Linked DNA regions of Homo sapiens: region 1 is linked to region 2. Evidence: chromatin loops called from intact Hi-C (ENCODE). Cell type or tissue: OCI-LY7. All regions are shown on one strand. Each heading gives the region's core, and the rest is flanking DNA. Links, peaks and the distances in the headings are about the cores only. Region 1 overlaps GFOD1 (Gfo/Idh/MocA-like oxidoreductase domain containing 1). Region 2 overlaps GFOD1 (Gfo/Idh/MocA-like oxidoreductase domain containing 1).

Evidence for each region. Hi-C counts contacts between places; a loop is a spot of excess contacts. Peaks named below come from ENCODE experiments on the same cell type or tissue, not always from the same donor. Only the 100,000 strongest peaks of a DNase experiment are listed, where the experiment ranks them.
Region 1: a loop joins it to region 2, with 2.6 times the contacts of the local background. A loop is called at or near these places in 5 of 110 quality-filtered maps.

What each region holds. Positions count from the first base shown.
Region 1 is chr6:13,458,221-13,466,553 of GRCh38, forward strand. The region is part of intron 1 of GFOD1 (Gfo/Idh/MocA-like oxidoreductase domain containing 1); the gene reads right to left. Among named protein-coding and RNA genes, the nearest start is that of GFOD1-AS1, 24 kb to the right of the region's middle. RefSeq lists enhancers at 3,471-4,143, 4,219-4,871, 4,872-5,523, 7,716-8,333. In OCI-LY7, for the core only: no CTCF peak of the experiment used is centred there; DNase peaks (open chromatin) are centred at 461, 4,341, 4,791 and 6,671; H3K4me3 peaks cover 3,217 bases; H3K27ac peaks cover 4,021 bases.
Region 2 is chr6:13,354,299-13,362,631 of GRCh38, forward strand. It overlaps GFOD1 (Gfo/Idh/MocA-like oxidoreductase domain containing 1), which reads right to left. Exons shown (of 2, transcript NM_018988.4): 2 at 3,532-8,333. Among named protein-coding and RNA genes, the nearest start is that of TBC1D7-LOC100130357, 30 kb to the left of the region's middle. RefSeq lists a silencer at 1,318-1,407. In OCI-LY7, for the core only: a CTCF peak has its summit at 4,343; DNase peaks (open chromatin) are centred at 353, 1,343, 1,903 and 2,679; H3K4me3 peaks cover 3,070 bases; H3K27ac peaks cover 3,039 bases.

The DNA.
Region 1 (8,333 bases), core at 155-8,154, 100 kb after region 2:
GATTCTCCTGCCCCAGCCTCCCGAGTAGCTGGGATTAAAGGCACCTGCCACCATGCCCAGCTAATTTTTGTATTTTTAGTAGAGACACGGTTTCACCATGTTGGCCAGGCTTGTCTTGAACTCCTGACCTTGTGATCCGCCCCCGCTTGGCCTCCCAAAGTGCTGGGATTAAAAGCACAAGCCCCCACGTCCAGCCTGTATTATACAATATTTTATATACTATTTCCAAACCCCTTTGAAATGAAGATGTAATCAATAATGCTCTCCACTGAACTCATCAGGTGATCTCGCATGGTGGAGGAGGCACACTGACCTTGATTTCAGTCCCAGAGCCCTTCCTGTACTATCTGTGTGACCTTCAACAAGTGACCTAAACTCTCTAAGCCCCATTTTCCTCTTCTACAAAATGGTACTAATACCTGCATTATAGGGTTGTTGGGACCTTAGAGGGACAAAAATATGCTGATATGAAAGTGCTTTGTGCAGGTGGTATTGTCACTAAGGCAGCCAGCAAAAAGACTCCATTTCCCCTTGAGCAAAAAAAAAAAAAAAAAAAAAAAAAAAAAGTGAGAGGGGGCTGAAGAGCATTTGGGGCATGATTTCTTGTAAGAAGTGATGATGGAATAGTGAGAAGAGAAGCCTAAAGAACAGCCAGAATGGTAACTGATAGATAATGCCTGTGTTTGTTTATCAAAGGCAGGTGGACAGCAAGAAGAAAGGCACATGCAGAAAGGATCCAGAGATTTTGTCCTATCTTGCTGTGGTTTGAATGTTTGTGTGCCCTCCAAAATATATGAATTGGAAACTTAATCCCCAATGCAAAAGTGTTGGGAGGTGAGGTCTAACGGTAGGTGCCAGGGCCACAAGGGCTCTGCTCTGATGAGTGGGTTAATGCTGCTATCAAAAGAGCTTGCAGTGGTACTGGCATCAAAATAGACACATAGACCAATGGAACAGAATAGAGATCTCAGAAATAAGACCACACATTTCCAACCATCTAATCTTCGACAAACCTGACAAAAACAAGCAATGGGGAAAGGATTCCCTATTTTATAAATGGTGCTGGGAAAACTGGCTAGCCATATGCAGAAAACTGAAACTGGACCCCTTCCTTACACCTTATACAAAAATTAACTCAAGATGGATTAAAGACTTAAATATAAAATCCAAAACCATAAAAACCCTAGAAGAAAATCTAAGCAATACCATTAAGGATATAGGCATGGGCAAAGATTTTATGATGAAACTGCCAAAAGCAATTGCAACAAAAGCAAAAATTGACAAATGGGATCTAATTAAACTAAAGAGCTTCTACACAGCAAAAGAAACTATCATCAGAGCAAACAGACAACCTACAGAATGGGAAAAAATTTTTGCAATCTACCCATCTGACAAAGGTTTAATATCCAGGACCTACAAGGAACTTAAATTTATAAGAAAAAAACAACCCCATCAAAAAGTAGGCAAAGGACATAAACAGACACTTCTCAAAAGAGGACATTTATGCAGCCAACAAACATATGAAAAAAAGCTCAACATCACTGATCGTTAGAGAAATGCAAATCAAAACCACAATGAGATACCATCTCATGCCAGTCAGAATGGTGATTATTAAAAAGTCAAGAGGCTCATTACAGGCATGGTGGCTCACACCTGTAATCCCAGCACTTTGGGAGGCTGAGGTGGGCAGATCACCTGAAGTCAGGAGTTCAAGATCAGCCTGGCCAACATGGTGAAACCCCATCTCTACTAAAAATATAAAAATTAACTGGGCATGGTGTTGTGTGCCTGTAATCCCAGCTACTGGGGAGGCTGAGGCAGGAGAATCACTTGAACTCAGGAGGCGGAGGTTACAGTGAGCCGAGATCGCGCCACTGCACTCCAGCTTGGGAGACAATGTGAGACTTCATCTCAAAAAATAAAAATAAAAAGTCAAGAAATAACAGATGCCGGCAAGGCTGTGGAGAAATAGGAACACTTTTACACTGTTGATGGGAATGTAAATTAGCTCAACCATTGTGGAAGACACTGTGGTGATTCCTCAAGAATCTAGAGCCAGAAATACCATTTGGCCCAGCAATCCCATTACTAGGTATATACTCAAAGGAATATAAATCATTGTTATAAAGATACATGCATGCATATGTTTACTGCAACACTATTCACAATAGCAAAGACACGGAATCAACCCAAATCCCCATCAATGATAGACTGGATAAAGAAAATGTGGTACATATACACCATGGAATACTATGCAGCCATAAAAAGGATCAAGATCATGTCCTTTGCAGAAACATGGATGGAGCTGGAAGCCATCATTCTCAGCAAACTTCTGTTCCTGTGAACAGAAAAGCAAACACTACATGTTCTAACTTATAAGTGGGAGCTGAATAATGAGAACACATGGACACAGGGAGGGGAACAACACACACCGGGGCCTGTTGGGGGTGTGGGGAGAGGGAGTGTATCAGGATAAATATCTAATGCATGCAAGATAAATATCTAATGCATATTAATACCTAGGTGACGGGTTGATAGGTACAGCAAACCACCATGGCACACATTCACCTATGTAACAAATCTGCATGTCCTGCATACGTATTCCAGAACTTAAAATAAAATAACATTTTTTTAAAAAGGGTTTGCAGGAGTAAGTCTACTCTCTTCTGCCCTTCCACCATGTGAGGACACAGAGTTTGCCAATTTTTGCCCTATTCTGCCAGGTGAGGACACCTCAAGAAGGCCCTCAGCAGACACCAGATGCTGGCACCTTGGTCCTGGACTCCAGTCTTCCAGAACTGTGAAAAATACATTTCTGTTTGCTATCAATTATCTGGCCTGTGCTCTTCTGTTACAGCAGCACAAGACTGTCTAAGATGTATCTTTGTCTATTGGCATGGGTTATGAGTGTGTGTACTGTCTACTTTTAACCTTCCACACTGACTCCCTAGAAGCCCAGAATCCACCTCACCATGTTTGCAGTCTCCTTCACAGCCCTTGGTGGGGTATCTTGTGCATGGTGGGTCCTCAGTAAGTGTGCTGCTCTCTTGATCAGGAGCAGCCCTCGGCCCTCTTTGTAGTGTCATTGAGCCAGAGCTGCTAGGGAGAAGGAGGGACACTGAGTTTGAAGGGGAAGGGAGGCATCCAGCCTTTACAGGCCCAGCCCCACACAGACCCTTGCTCCAATGCCATCTGAAACATGCTGGGGCTCCCAAGTCAACTACCACAGCTGGGATTCCTCCAGTGCAGACTTGTCACCATCACCATGGCCTCAGTTGGCTGAGCCCAAGCTGCCGGCCCCCGCTTGTTTTTACATCCACTGTCAGCTCATACCTTCCACCCTCCGCAGCAGGGTGGCACCACTCTGCCCCCACATTGCCCGGTCACCTCTGTGGCTGTCTGCTGTCAGCTGCATCTGTGAGTGGTGTGCTGGTGTTTTTCCCTTAAGCTGGTGTGTACCAGGGTTCACTCTCTCCCTCACATGAACTCCTTGCCTCTGACTTCAGAGAGAAAGGAGGCTCTTTCTCCATCATCCCACCTCACCCCAGGCTCAGCTCTTTCCAGAAAACACACGAGCCAGGCTCAGCCTCTACCAAGAGAGCTGGATTGTGGAGGACCAGGGTTCCCACCTCTCAGAGTGATGGGCACCAAGAACGCCACTTGCACCCTGTGTACCAAGCATGGTGCAATGAGTCACCAATGCCCTGGGGCAGAGCAGGCCACCTCCAGCTGGTCAGGCCTCAAGTTGAGAGGCAGCAGAGTAGCGCAACAGCACAAATGCTGGGAGTCAAGCTCTGACACCACCAGCTCCTAGTTGTGTAACGCTGGGCAAGGTCCTTAACCTCTCGGTTTCTCCATGTGCAAGTGAAGAGTCACTTCCTCAGACTGTAGTGGTAAGAATTAAGTGAGATGCTTGGCACATGGCAAATACCATGGGGTTTGCATTTATGTCGCGGGTGAGGAAGGATCTGATATAGTGTGTCTTCAAAAGTATTGCACTATTTTTTAAAATGCCCCTCATTATCTCTATACAGAGAGAATAAGAAGCAAACAAGGACCTCGCAACCTTGGACCGCTTCATTCTAATCAGGGAATGGATATTTTTGTTCCCAATTTGTGAATGTCATAAATTAGGGTTCTTCCTAGGATTTCTGCCCCTATTTGTACCCCACCCATCAGAGCCACAAGGAATTGTCAGAACGTCTCAGATCACTTCTGGGCTCAGCACAAATCAATGGGCTGTGTGAGCCTCACACCCAATTCATCTTCAGTCCGGTCAACTGTGAGCACCTGGGAGAAGGAAGTGCTTTCTGAGAAGTCAAATAAGCCAAGTGATACAGTCTGCCAAACCCACCTCCTCTGTCAAGGTTGACTATCATTACTTTTCTTCTTGCTGACAGTGAGGAGGAAATCACCCCTCCCCCATCATTTCCTGGGCCCCTTAATGTTCCCAGCAGGGTCCTGAGGTCAGTGAAATCATAGGTCTTTTCTAGTTCCAGCTGCTGGAATTTAAACAAATCCTATCCGCCAAACCTCCAACAGAATTACTGGCTTTACAAACAACACACAACAAAAACAAACTAAACCCAACCCGATGGTTAACCTATGCACCAAACTGCCACTGTCATCTCCGTTCGTAACATTCTGCCTCTCGGCTGAGAGAGTTCTTATCCTTGAGAAGAAAGCAACAGCGAGATAAAAGTGAAGCATCTCCTGTTCAGGTTGCAAATGCCATCCCAGAGCTCAGCAAGTCAGCGAAGATGGGCTGCTAAGATTTCACGAGGCAGAGAGCAGCTCTCTTTTCAAACTGTCAAGAAATACAGGTGAGCAATTAAGCAACTGAAAGGGAAGAAGGACCCAGCTTCTTAAAGAGCATTTAAAAATGCAAAGCACATTATCTGTGACACCGCCCAGGGTACTTAATTAACTCCATGCCCAGCTGAAAGCCCAAAGCCTGGCTTTCCAGACCACCGGAATGCAGAAGGGTGGGGCTGGCAGCCCCTGGGGAGATGACTGAGTCTGGCCTCCCAGTTTACAGATGCTGCACTTGGAAAAAGGGGTCTCACTGCCAATTAGCGAGTTAGGGGCAGGCACAGGGCAGCAACCCAGATCTGTGCTGTCCATCACAGGAGCCACAAATTAATTAAAATGAAAGACAATTTAAAATCCAGCTCCTCATTCACACTGGCCTCAGTTCATATGCTCAGTAGCCATACGGGGCCAGTGGCTACCATGTTGGACAGCGCAAAACAGAATATTTTCATGGTCTTGGAAACGTCTATGGACAGGACTGCTCCAGATCACAAGCTCTTTCCACGTCACCGGGGTGTGGGTCTTTTCTTTAACCCACAGTTATCCGTCCATTAAGCATGGTGAAATCAGTTCAGTGGGTCACAGCCAGCTTTTCCTCTTCTTGTTAATGAAATGAAAGAAAGAAAATACGATAGCATTTCACGTGCCAATGAAACAAGGGTAAGCATCATGTCATAAACCTTATGTTTATTTTTATTTATATTCATACATACATACGTAGGTTATCTGTAAATTTTTTAACACTGATACAGTATATATATGCTATATAGGTACACTATATACACTAATTATGATCCAGTACATAAATACAAAGATAAATATATATCTATCCAGCAGGGTCTTGAGGTCAGTGAAATCATGGGTCTTTTCTAGTTCCATCTGCTGGAATTTAAACAAATCCTACCTGCCAAACCTCAAACTTAATCACTGGCTTTACAAACAACATACAACAAAAAACAAACCATATATACGTATATACCGGATCATAATATAAAATTTGTTCTCCCTGTAAGTCAGGGTCAGAAAAAGTTACTCTGCTGGCCTGCAGATGTTTGGGTGATTTACCCCCACTCATTTTCCCCTTTCCCAAATGACTCAGATCACGAGAGAGTGAGGCAAAGTGTCTGCTCCACAGTGCCACACATGGGTTTTCCTGCAGACCTGATTTTCCATGCACTCTTCCCTGTAAACCCATTTCCTCTGGACACACAGCCAGGCAAGTGGAAGGCTCCAGACGTTCATCTGGGTTCCAGTGCCCCCAGCACAAGTAAGGGCAGAAGGCAGTGGGCAGGGAGACCACAGCTGAGCCAGCATCCATGCTACGGGTTGTGAAGTCCTGCCCTTCTATCCTTACCACAGAACGAAGACTTGTTAGAATGTCAACAGTGTCCAGAAATCATTCTTGCTCCCTAGGACCACAAGCTCCTCCCTGTCCAGCTATAGTTCTATAGTTCTTAGAGGTCAGAAGAAACTGAAATACTCTTTCCCTCATTGTGATGGTTAATTTCAATATATCAACTTGGCTAAGCCACAACAGCCAGATATTGGGTGACACACTTTTCCGGATGCTCCTGTGAAAGTATTTTTTAAATGAGATTAACATTTATATCAGTAGATACTAAGTAAAGCAGACACCCTGTATAATGTGCTGGGCCTCATCCAATCAGTTGAAGGCTTTACAAGAAACAAACCGATTTCTTCTGAAGAGGAGGAATTCCGCCAGCAGATTGCTTTGGACTTGAACTGCAACATTAACTTTTCTTTAGGTCTCTAGCCCACTGGCCAGGTCTACCCTGCAGGGCTTCCCTGCACCCTCTCTTCCTCTTTCCGTGTGTGTGTGTGTGTGTGTGTGTGTGTGTGTGTGTGTGTGTGTGTATCCTTTTGGTTCTGTTTCTCTGAAGAAACAGAAGTTTCCTTGACTACTACCTTCCTCGTCATTCAAGGCTCTCTGAAATGCTACCTCCTCTGTGCAGCCACACCTGATTTCCTCTGCCAAATATAATTGCTTCTTCTTCTGTGCTCATTCTCATAGTATATTTCTTGTGCCACATTTTTGCAAACAATTACTAAGCTTTGTACTATCATTAATTGATCATCTAAAGCAGGGGTGTCCAATCTTTTGGCTTCCCTGGGCCACATTGGAAGAATTGTCTTGGGCCACATACAAAATACAACAATAGCTGATGAGCTAAAAAAAAATGCAAAAAATTTTCATAATGTTTTAAGAAAGTTTATGAATGTGTGTTGGGCTGCATTCAGAGCTATCCTGGGCCACATGCATCCCACAGGCAGGGGTTGGACAAGCTTGATCTAAAGCTTAGATTCTAAATCTTGTTGCTCAAAGCTTGGTCCATGAACCAGCAGCATCAGCATGCCCTGGAAGCTTGCTAGACATGCAGAATCTCAGGCTCCACCCCAGACCTACAGAATCAGAATCTGCATTTTAACAGATGCCTAGGTGATTCACACGCACATTAAAATTTAAGCAGCACTGCTGTAAACAAGTGCTTCTTAACATTGAGGAGCTTTAAAAAACATGTATACCTAGTTCCTACCCTCAGAGACGCTGATGTAACCGGTCTGGGGTGCGGCCTGGGCTTCAGGATGTTTGACACCTTCCCAGGTGTTCCTAACTCATAGTCAAGCCTGAGAACCACCGTAACAAACCCCTTGTCTTAGAAGGAGAATTGAGCCCAGTGAAGCTGAGGGACCCCTGTTAAGGTCATAAAGTGAGTTAGTATCAGGAATGAGAAACCTACCAAGGTTTCCTGTCTCCCTAAAAATGTTTTAAGGAAAGAGGAAAAAGATCCATGTGCACTATCAGCACATTTATAATGAAACCTGGGTCATCCAACACCCAGCTGACACAGGAAACTGTCATCATACCAAATATCTCCTCTGTAGGGAGGAACCAGCAGGATTCTCTAGAAATAAAAGAAATGACTCAGCCTAGGTTGGATCTTAGGAACACTTCTCATTTAAAATGACTGTCAAACACCAAATTTGACAAATTTACATCAAGAGTAAAGTTACTGCTAGGGCAGATGGGTGCCACCTCTGATCTCGGAGGACCCAAAAATGTCCCATGTGGATACAGGCAAGTCTCCACTGGCTCCTTCATTCTCTGCTAATCCTGGGATGCTTTGGTTATGTCACTTCTTTGGAAGGTACAAGATGATGGTATAGTGCCTTCTCTTTATTGCCATATGGCATGGAGTTTTGATCTGAGTTAGAAGATAATAGACAGAAAAGATGAGAGAAGTAAAGTAAACAGATTTCTTTTCCTTTCAAGACCCTCTCTGGGTTTTACATTTATACTGGCCTGGTGAGGTCCACTAATTCTTCCATCAGGGTTATGACCAGTAACAACAGGCTTTCCACCCACACAGATTACTAATGTCACATCCTCTACCTTTGAAGAAGGGTAACTACATGCCGAGGGAGCCTGTCAGTGGCAGGCACCCACATAAAAAGTGGCTGTACCCGCCAGTGACTCAAGTGTGACAGGGTGACATTCTCAA
Region 2 (8,333 bases), core at 130-8,129:
ATGGCAGATGCTGAATCCTTGAAGACTTCAGGTTCAGGGGATTTGCAAATCGCAAACGCAACAAGAAAGGACGAGGGGATCCAAGGTGCACTCGGGGTCTTAAGGATGTTGCTCATTTAACACAATTGTTGGCATTAAAGAATTTCCAGGAAATGTCAACAGTTGGGTAGCTTTGAACAGCCCTAAAAGTGACTCAGCCAGATGGTTCCTGTAAGAATTCCTCCCTCATTCCTCCTTGTCTGCCGTCCTCCTCCTCATACAAGCTGTTTCCAGAGTGCAGATTAAGGCTTGTCAGCCAAAGAGGAACCCTACTTCAGATATCTCAGGCAACATTTACTTATCTTCACAAGCTTCCTTATTTTAAGTGCAGAGCCCTCTGACCTTTCGCTGTTTGTTCCCCTTCATCTAATTTACCCTACGTGAACTACCGCTTTTCCTGCTCCCTTCTCCTTCCCTTGCTGGTCCATTAATGCCAGCTCCTTCCTCTCTTTTTTTCTCTCCATCCTTTCTTCTCTCCTGTTTCCTCAGGGAGATGTCGAGTTTTAGCACTTCACAGCCGGAGTGATACAGAGCTGCTCTTTCCAGGCTAGCTCTGTCTTTTGCTTCATGGCAGAAACTTGAGTGTCAAGTCCGGATCCCTTGGCCTAGAACTCTGAAGAGTCAGCCTCATTTGTTAGTTCCGAGACAGACAGCTTTGGGAAGCTGAGAAAGCGCAGATCCTGGTCTTGCTCCTCTCCCTGGAGTTTCACTAGCTCTCAGGCCTGCTTGGCCTTTGCTTCTGAGGAGTCTGGAGTGATTTGCCATTCCCACAGGCGCCTCAAATAGCCTATGTCTGACTTAAATCTGATCTAGACCCTTTCATCCTTCCTACAAGGGAGTTAATGACATAGGGAATTTCAACACTGAGCCTGAACCTGTGGGGTCTGTGCACATGACCTGCACATCAGGTGCAGCCCCTCAGGCCTTCCTAGGGTCCCTCCTTCCCAGGGCATTGATGGCCAATGATGAGCAGGTCAGAGACAAAGGGGCATACATACACATGTATTCCAGACTGTTGTTCTAGGATTGAGTCCCTTCAATGAGCGAGAAATGAATTAATCTATAATTGCCCAAGAAGGCTTCTAAAAGTGACTTAATCTTTCGCTTTCATTCATGGCTGAAGAGAAGCAGTTAAGGTGATTAGAATCTGTATAAAATCAGGAAAGAAAGGTGTTTCTATAATTAGAATGACATTTTAGAGGAAGTCCAACAACCAGCTTAGGTAGTTTATCTTACAGAGTTGTGGTTGGACCACAGCAATGCTACAAAAGCTGTCACAGCTCAAGTCATCGTTCAGGAATTTACCCAGCAGATGTAGACTCAGAGATAGGATTCAAAAGGGAGCCTCAACTTGAATGCACAAGGCAAAGGATTTTGAATAGCTTCCATTTGCATCAGTTTTTTGTAGCAGTCTTGGCTTAAGTAAATTGTAACACTGCGCTTCTGGCGGTGACTTGGCATAAACTCTGTGAAGTGATGTGCCTTCTTCATCTCTATCATCTAGACTTCTTGGACAACATTCCCTGCAGGGGCCATTACTACTGCCAAATGCATAAGGGCTGGGGTGGAGGAGTGAGGGCGCCAAGCCCAGGGGATATCTAGGCAGAGGGATCTTTCCTGCTTAAGCAAAAGTTAGGTAAATAAGGGTCAATAACATGGTAGCCTATGAATTAGAGTGAGGTGAAGTTATTTTTGTTTTCATTTCTATACAGAGTTGTGCATACATCATGTATCTGTAATTCATTCTTACAGTAATTGTAAGTCATTTCATTTTTTAGATCGAGTCACCCAGGCTTGTCACAACAGGTGCTAAAAATGCACAAGATAAAAGAAGCAAGAAGTGAAACCGGAAAATGGTTCTGTGAATCAGGGAGGTGGGGTGTATAGACAGACATCAGAGGACACCCAGGTTTCTCTTCATTTCACCAGTAAAGAGCAACCTGAATGACTTACCATGCAATTATATCTGTTCTTTTTAAGCAACAGTTCAGAGACTATGAAAGCAGCGCTGATCATATCATGTGGTTTACTAGGAGGCATATAATCGCAGGTTTACAAAGCAAGAAATGGGACTAAATTGAGACAAACCAACATCACAAAGAGAATCCAAAATCCATGAAAGAAGAACTAGCTCCTAGATTTAAAATTTATATAACTGGTTAGGAGATTCGAGTTTTCATTGAGGGTTGGTTCTCAAGTCACATTGCTGAAAGAAACTTAGGGGAATGGATGCCATCGTGATGACACTTCACATTTGGGTGGATGGTGCTTTTAGTTTTGACAAAGCACTCTCCTTTTTGGCCTTATTTAGAACTGCTGTTAGATTTACTGCAGAATCATGTGGTATGAGAATGTCATATGTTCAAGACAATAATCTATGTGGATACAGGGGGTTGCTACAATGTTATCATAATAGATGGACTGAATTCTGGATGTATTTATATCAGGACCTGCTCATGAAGGAGTGAATGAGATTTCAGATTTTGCAGTATTAATTCTTATTTTTAAGTGAAGGGGAAACCATAGACCAGAAGGAACATTCATGAGCATTCTCTAAGACTCAGCAAAAGATAGAAAGGAAAGGCCAGCCCCTCCATAAAACACTCTATGTCATGCAAATTTGAAATTAGGCTGAGCTCAATCTGCGATGGTTGCCCTTAAACACTGCTAAGAAGGAAGTAAGCAAAGACGCTCTTTTAAATGGTCAGTGCTGGGCACAGTGGCTCATGCCTGTAATCCCAGCACTTTGGGAGGCTGAGGCACGCAGATCGCTTGAGTCCAGGAGTTCGAGACCAGCCTGGGCAACATGATGAAACCCCATCTCTACAAAATACAGAAAAAAAAAAATTAGCTGGGCGTGGTGGCATGTGCCTGTAATCCCAGCAACCCAAGAGCCTAAAGTGGTAGGATCGCTTGAGCCACAGGAGGTAGAGGGTGCAGTGAGCTGTGATCATGCCACTGCTCTCCAGCCTGGGTGACAGAGTAAGATCCTGTATCAAAAAAAAAAAAAAATTGTTTTTCAGTGCTTGGTGTGAAGTATTAGGTTACAGTGTTAAAATACTAGAGAATTCTAGAGAATTCTAAAATTTGCTCCCCCAATCTAAGAGCTATGTTCTCATCCTCTTGTTGTCTACACTAGCTTTGGTTGTCCACACTAGCTTTGGACACACAAACACATACCCAGAGGCCATAGGTAGGTTACTTGCCTTTCATTTTCACATTTCCAAAATGAGGGTTTGAACCAGATGGCTTTGAAGTGCCTCCAGTTCCCACACGCGTTGGTTTTCAATCAAAATTGTAGGTCTGTTGATTTCCATTGTTCAGCTTCATGGATGCTGACTCATGAACAGCCTCCCCCAGCACACACACAAACACCACAGGCACCCACACCCCTCTACCTTGGATGCACCCATTCATGCTTCAGATCCCACAAACTGATCAGGCGCCTATATTGAGAGCAGCAGGGTGTAAAAAACAGGCAAAGAGCTGGAATTGTATTTTCTTTTAAATCTTTATTTATCCTTTTCATTCCTTTATCCCACCAATGCAAATTGCGGAGAACAGCTGGAAGCCACGTCAGAGCGGCACAGGCCAGCTGGCTGAGTGATGCTGACCGCTGGCTCCGAGCATCGAGCATCGCAGAGATCACAACGGGCATCAGCTCTGGAGCTCCTAGCGGCAGGCACAGGGCTGCTGGAGGCCCGCAGGGAGGGCCGCCTCCCAGCTTCCACAGTAGTTTGGCCTTAAAAACACTAAGAACAGTTGCATTCATTGTCTTTTTTTTTCTTCTTTTTTTCCTTTAATAATAAAAAAGAAAACCAAAACCTCCTATAATTTATAAGCTATGTTTGACTATCTACATTATATAGAAAATATAGACTCTGTTTACTTTATAACACACATCTTTTTCCCTTGATAAATAACTCTTTAAAATATCTAGTATACATGCCTTGACTTCTTATATATATAAGTTTGGTTTTATACATATACATACATATATACTCATGTTTGTAAAACACAATAAATATATACTCGACAATGACAGCCAAACAAATGCCATTTTGGTTAAAAAACACAACAACAACAATAAAAAGCAGATGAAGTACTATAAAAGCACCAGGCAGCAGACAGAAAGTCACATTTGCTAGAAACTTCTCCCTCCCCTGGGCAAGGCACAGGGCAGAATACTAAATACGTCCAGGTGCCTGAAAGAGAAGGAAGGCAGCAAAGGAATGGGTCAGATCACAAGCTTTTGTTTTGTTTCTTAGCCTGGGATTAGACCAAGAATCACAAGTAAGTCATTGCGTTTATAAGGAAAAACCAAGGGGCTCATTCAACAGCTTAGCCCTTGTGGTGGCTGCAGGGGACAGTAGAGACCTGGAAGGGGAAGGAGAGAGACAGTGACCTGGTGACAACTCCATGACTATTGTCTAGCCCCTGCCTACATCTGCCCAGGCAAGCTTTTGATTGCCACACTAAGCATCAAGCCATTGCATATAATATGTTCTTTTCATGACTCTATTCACTGCTGGTGTAAACAGAAAGGAGTATTCAGTAGTGCAACACTTTGGGAGGCTGAATGAGAGCCACAGTTTCGGTGGCCCCCTCAAGGGCTCCAGCAAATGGGGACTGTGACGTGGGGGAGAAAAAGGCCAGTGGGCCATTGCCTTCCACTCCTGAGACAGTACCGGCTTCACCTCCAGATGCCACTGGGAACACTGAGCCCATCACCTTTTAAAGAAGCGCAGGAGGTCTTGACTCTTCCTATGAGAAGTCCCAGAAGCCCCAGTCAGTCTGGGTGGGGGGTCCCCTGAAACTCAGAGCACGCTCCAGCTGCTGGCTCCTGTGCCTGGCGGGGAGAAGGTGGAGAGGCGGGCATGCCTGCCGCTGAGAAAGACATAATAACGCTCCAGCTGCACACCCCTTTTCTTCCACGGCCCTCCTCTTTCTCCCCAAAAGGAAACTAAAATGTGGGGTTCTGATCATTGATTTTTAAACAAGCTCCCCAATGTCATGGCCTCTGCTCTGTAAACTCCAAGGCTCTGATGGCCAAAAACGTAGGCGGTGGTGGAGCAGTAGGCGGTGTCAAGGCTAGATTTGTATTAATATCTAGGAGTGGGGTGGGGATGCAGGTGGAGGGTGAGCCAAGTAGACCAAGCCTCAGGAAATCCCAGAGGTGAAGATTTGATGCACATCCCCCATCCTTGCCAAATAAAATACAAGTTAGAGGTCATTGTTCACATTACAGTCACAATGGGACATTTTAAACAGCTCGTTTTCTGAGTACATTCAAGACATAATTGAATTTATTTTAAAAAATGGATTTCCCGGCTGGGCACGGTGGATCACGCCTGTCATCCCAGCACTTTGGGAGGTCAAGGCGGGCGGATCACAAGGTCAGGAGTTCAAGACCAGCCTGACCAATATGGGGAAACCTTGTCTCTACTAAAAATACAAAAATTAGCCGGGCATGGTGGCGTGCGTCTGTAATCCCAGCTACTCAGGAGGCTGAGGCAGGAGAATCGCTTGAACCCGGGAGGCGGTGTTGCAGTGAGCTGAGATCACGCCATTGCACTCCAGCCTGGGTGACAGAGTAAGACTCTGTCTCAAAAAAAAAAAAAAAAGGATTTCCAGATTTCCCTGCAACTGCTCAGCGAATTGAGGTCCAATGCAGGTCTAATTCCAACTTCTCTGCCACTAGCCACAGGACTTCAGACAAGTCACTTCATCTCTCTGAGCCTCCTTTCCCTAGAGCTCTGGAGGTGCTATGTGAGGCAGCATGAGACTTAAGAGGCAGAAAACCTGACTTTTTGTCCTGGCTCTACCACTAAAGATGTGGGTGGCCTTGACCATCACTCTCTGTTATGTAAAACAAAAGGACGGCTATTGGACTGTGAAGCCCCTTCAGATGCAGCTGAATTTACCTTCTGCCCAGAAAATCATTAACAAAGCTGATTCTGCCCCCAGTACCCACCAGAATGCAAGAGATCAGATCAGAAACCCAACTTATGATCACAGGCCAAATTCAATAGCTGTGGCTATGAGACAAGATGAAGAGAGTAGGGGTGCAAAGAAAGGTGCAGTGCACAGCTAAAATTGGAGTGACAAACAAACGAACTTTAAAGCCCCACTCCCTGAGAAAGGACATTTTCCTACGTTATATTCAGACCCCCAAGAGCAAATTCCAAGGCCATCTATAATAGTCAGCCAACAAGATTTTGAAAATCCCCAGCCCTGAGGCTTGCTGCATCACCTACAATCAAAATGAACATAGGAAGTCAATTTTAAAAAAGGCTGAGTGATATTTCCATTTTGGAATGGGAAGAAACACTGGCTACTTCTATGTGCAGCTCTACAGCCTCCTGGCAGAACATCAGATGTTGCATCCTGCTGAACAGGAGGGTGCTGACAGCAGGCTGAGTGGAGCCGCAGGTTAGTCCATGCTTGTCACAGTCCTTCCTGGGTGTGAGAGCAGACCCCGTAGACATTGATAAGGAGCGGTTTCCTGCCTGGCAAGAACAGGAGGTGCCCACATCTCTTCCTGGGAGGCAGTGTGGTCTGGAGGAGAAGATTAAGGATTTGAATGACCTCATTTCTGCCTAACAGTTGTGTGACTTTGAACAAGTTCCTCTTCCTCTTACTGCCTCCATTTTCTCATGTGTATAAAAGAAATAGCAATACCCAACACTATAGGGTTGTTTTTATGGATTGTATGAGATAACATACTTAAAATACTCTGCACACAGTGGACAAGTCTTGGAGTTGGCCAGTCTTGGAGTTGGCCAAGACTACCCTAGAGTCCAGATATAACTGGCACAGTGGTATTTGCTGCCATGTAGGCTAAGGGGGGTCTGGGGTGCCCTACAATGCAATTGTCTGTTGAGAGGAGAAGTCTTGGAGGAGCTGACAGTGATCACAGATTCAAACTTTTCAAATAGGCCCAGGGCACTCCCAAACATTTTTTAAATACCAGGTAAGAACCCTGACCCACACCCTCCCTCATAACTTGGAATCTAGGCCATTCGCACATTGATGGGAACGAAACAGGCATGCAGGAACTAAATGGGAAGACTCTTAAAGCACTGCCTCCTTGCATCGAGGCCCTTGAAACACATTAAACAAAGCAGAAAGGAGCCAAAAGATTGCTGGGTTTTAGTCCTAGGTCAAAGTCAGCTGTGGGTACCCAGACCCCTAAAGGCATGATGAACGGTGCTGGGCTGAAACAAAGTCCTTCTGCAGAACACTGTTGAAGGCTAGAGATTTCAGCTTCATATAGCTACCCCAAATCAAGTCTTTGCATGTGGTGGGATAAGGGCAAATGGAGCACTAAAGGAGTATCTCAAACCCATTTGCTACAGTTTATATTTAAAGAAAATGAACTATCCAGTTCTTTTCTTTCTCTTGTTCCTTCACCTACCTACTACATGCATTTCAGTAGATAAAATTTGAGTACACACACTAAAATATTTTTTCATGCCTCTTTTAAAGAATATATGTTCTTTCTAATACCCCAGCTTCAAATGAGATTTTTTGTTTTAGACATTAAATATGTATTACAGAGCTTAGAGGCCTTTGTGGGGACCTCTCTCCAAAACCCGAAGTTTTGGGAAAAGATTTCGCGAGTATTATGGTTTAGTACAGAAACATACAATTGAAACCCCAGGAATATCCCTATTTAGGTTATGAATGACTTAGAAAAATGAAACCCATTGAATCATTTTGTTTACTTTCCCTTCATCCTTAATCGGAGCCCTTCAGGCTAGCTAGAAAATAATAATAATAATAATTCCAATGTTTCCCCAAAAACTACTTTCCCAGGGAGCAATTTAGAAGAACCAGAATCAGCTGGGTGTGGTGGCTCACGCCTGCAACCCCAGCACTTTGCAAGGCCAAGGCAGGTGGATCAAGAGGTCAGGAGATCGAGACCATGCTGGCTAATACAGTGAAACCCCGTCTCTACTAAAAATACAAAAAATTAGCCGGCTGTGGTGGCAGCCACCCGTAGTCCCTGCTGCTCGGGAGGCTGAGACAGGAGAATCGCTTGAACCTGGGAGGCAGAGGTTGCAGTGAGCTGAGATCACACCACTGCACTCCAGCTTGGGTGACAGAGCGAGACTCCATTTCAAAAAAAAAAAAAAAAAAAGAAGAAGAATGTGAACCAAAGCAGTCCATGACATGGGCCTCTGTTCAAACTATTATTGGGAGACTTCCATTCCAGCAAATCTCTGGTTTGGAACTGATAGCTGCAAGAGCTGGAATGCTGACCATGAAGTCTGTCAGCAACAGGTCAGGGA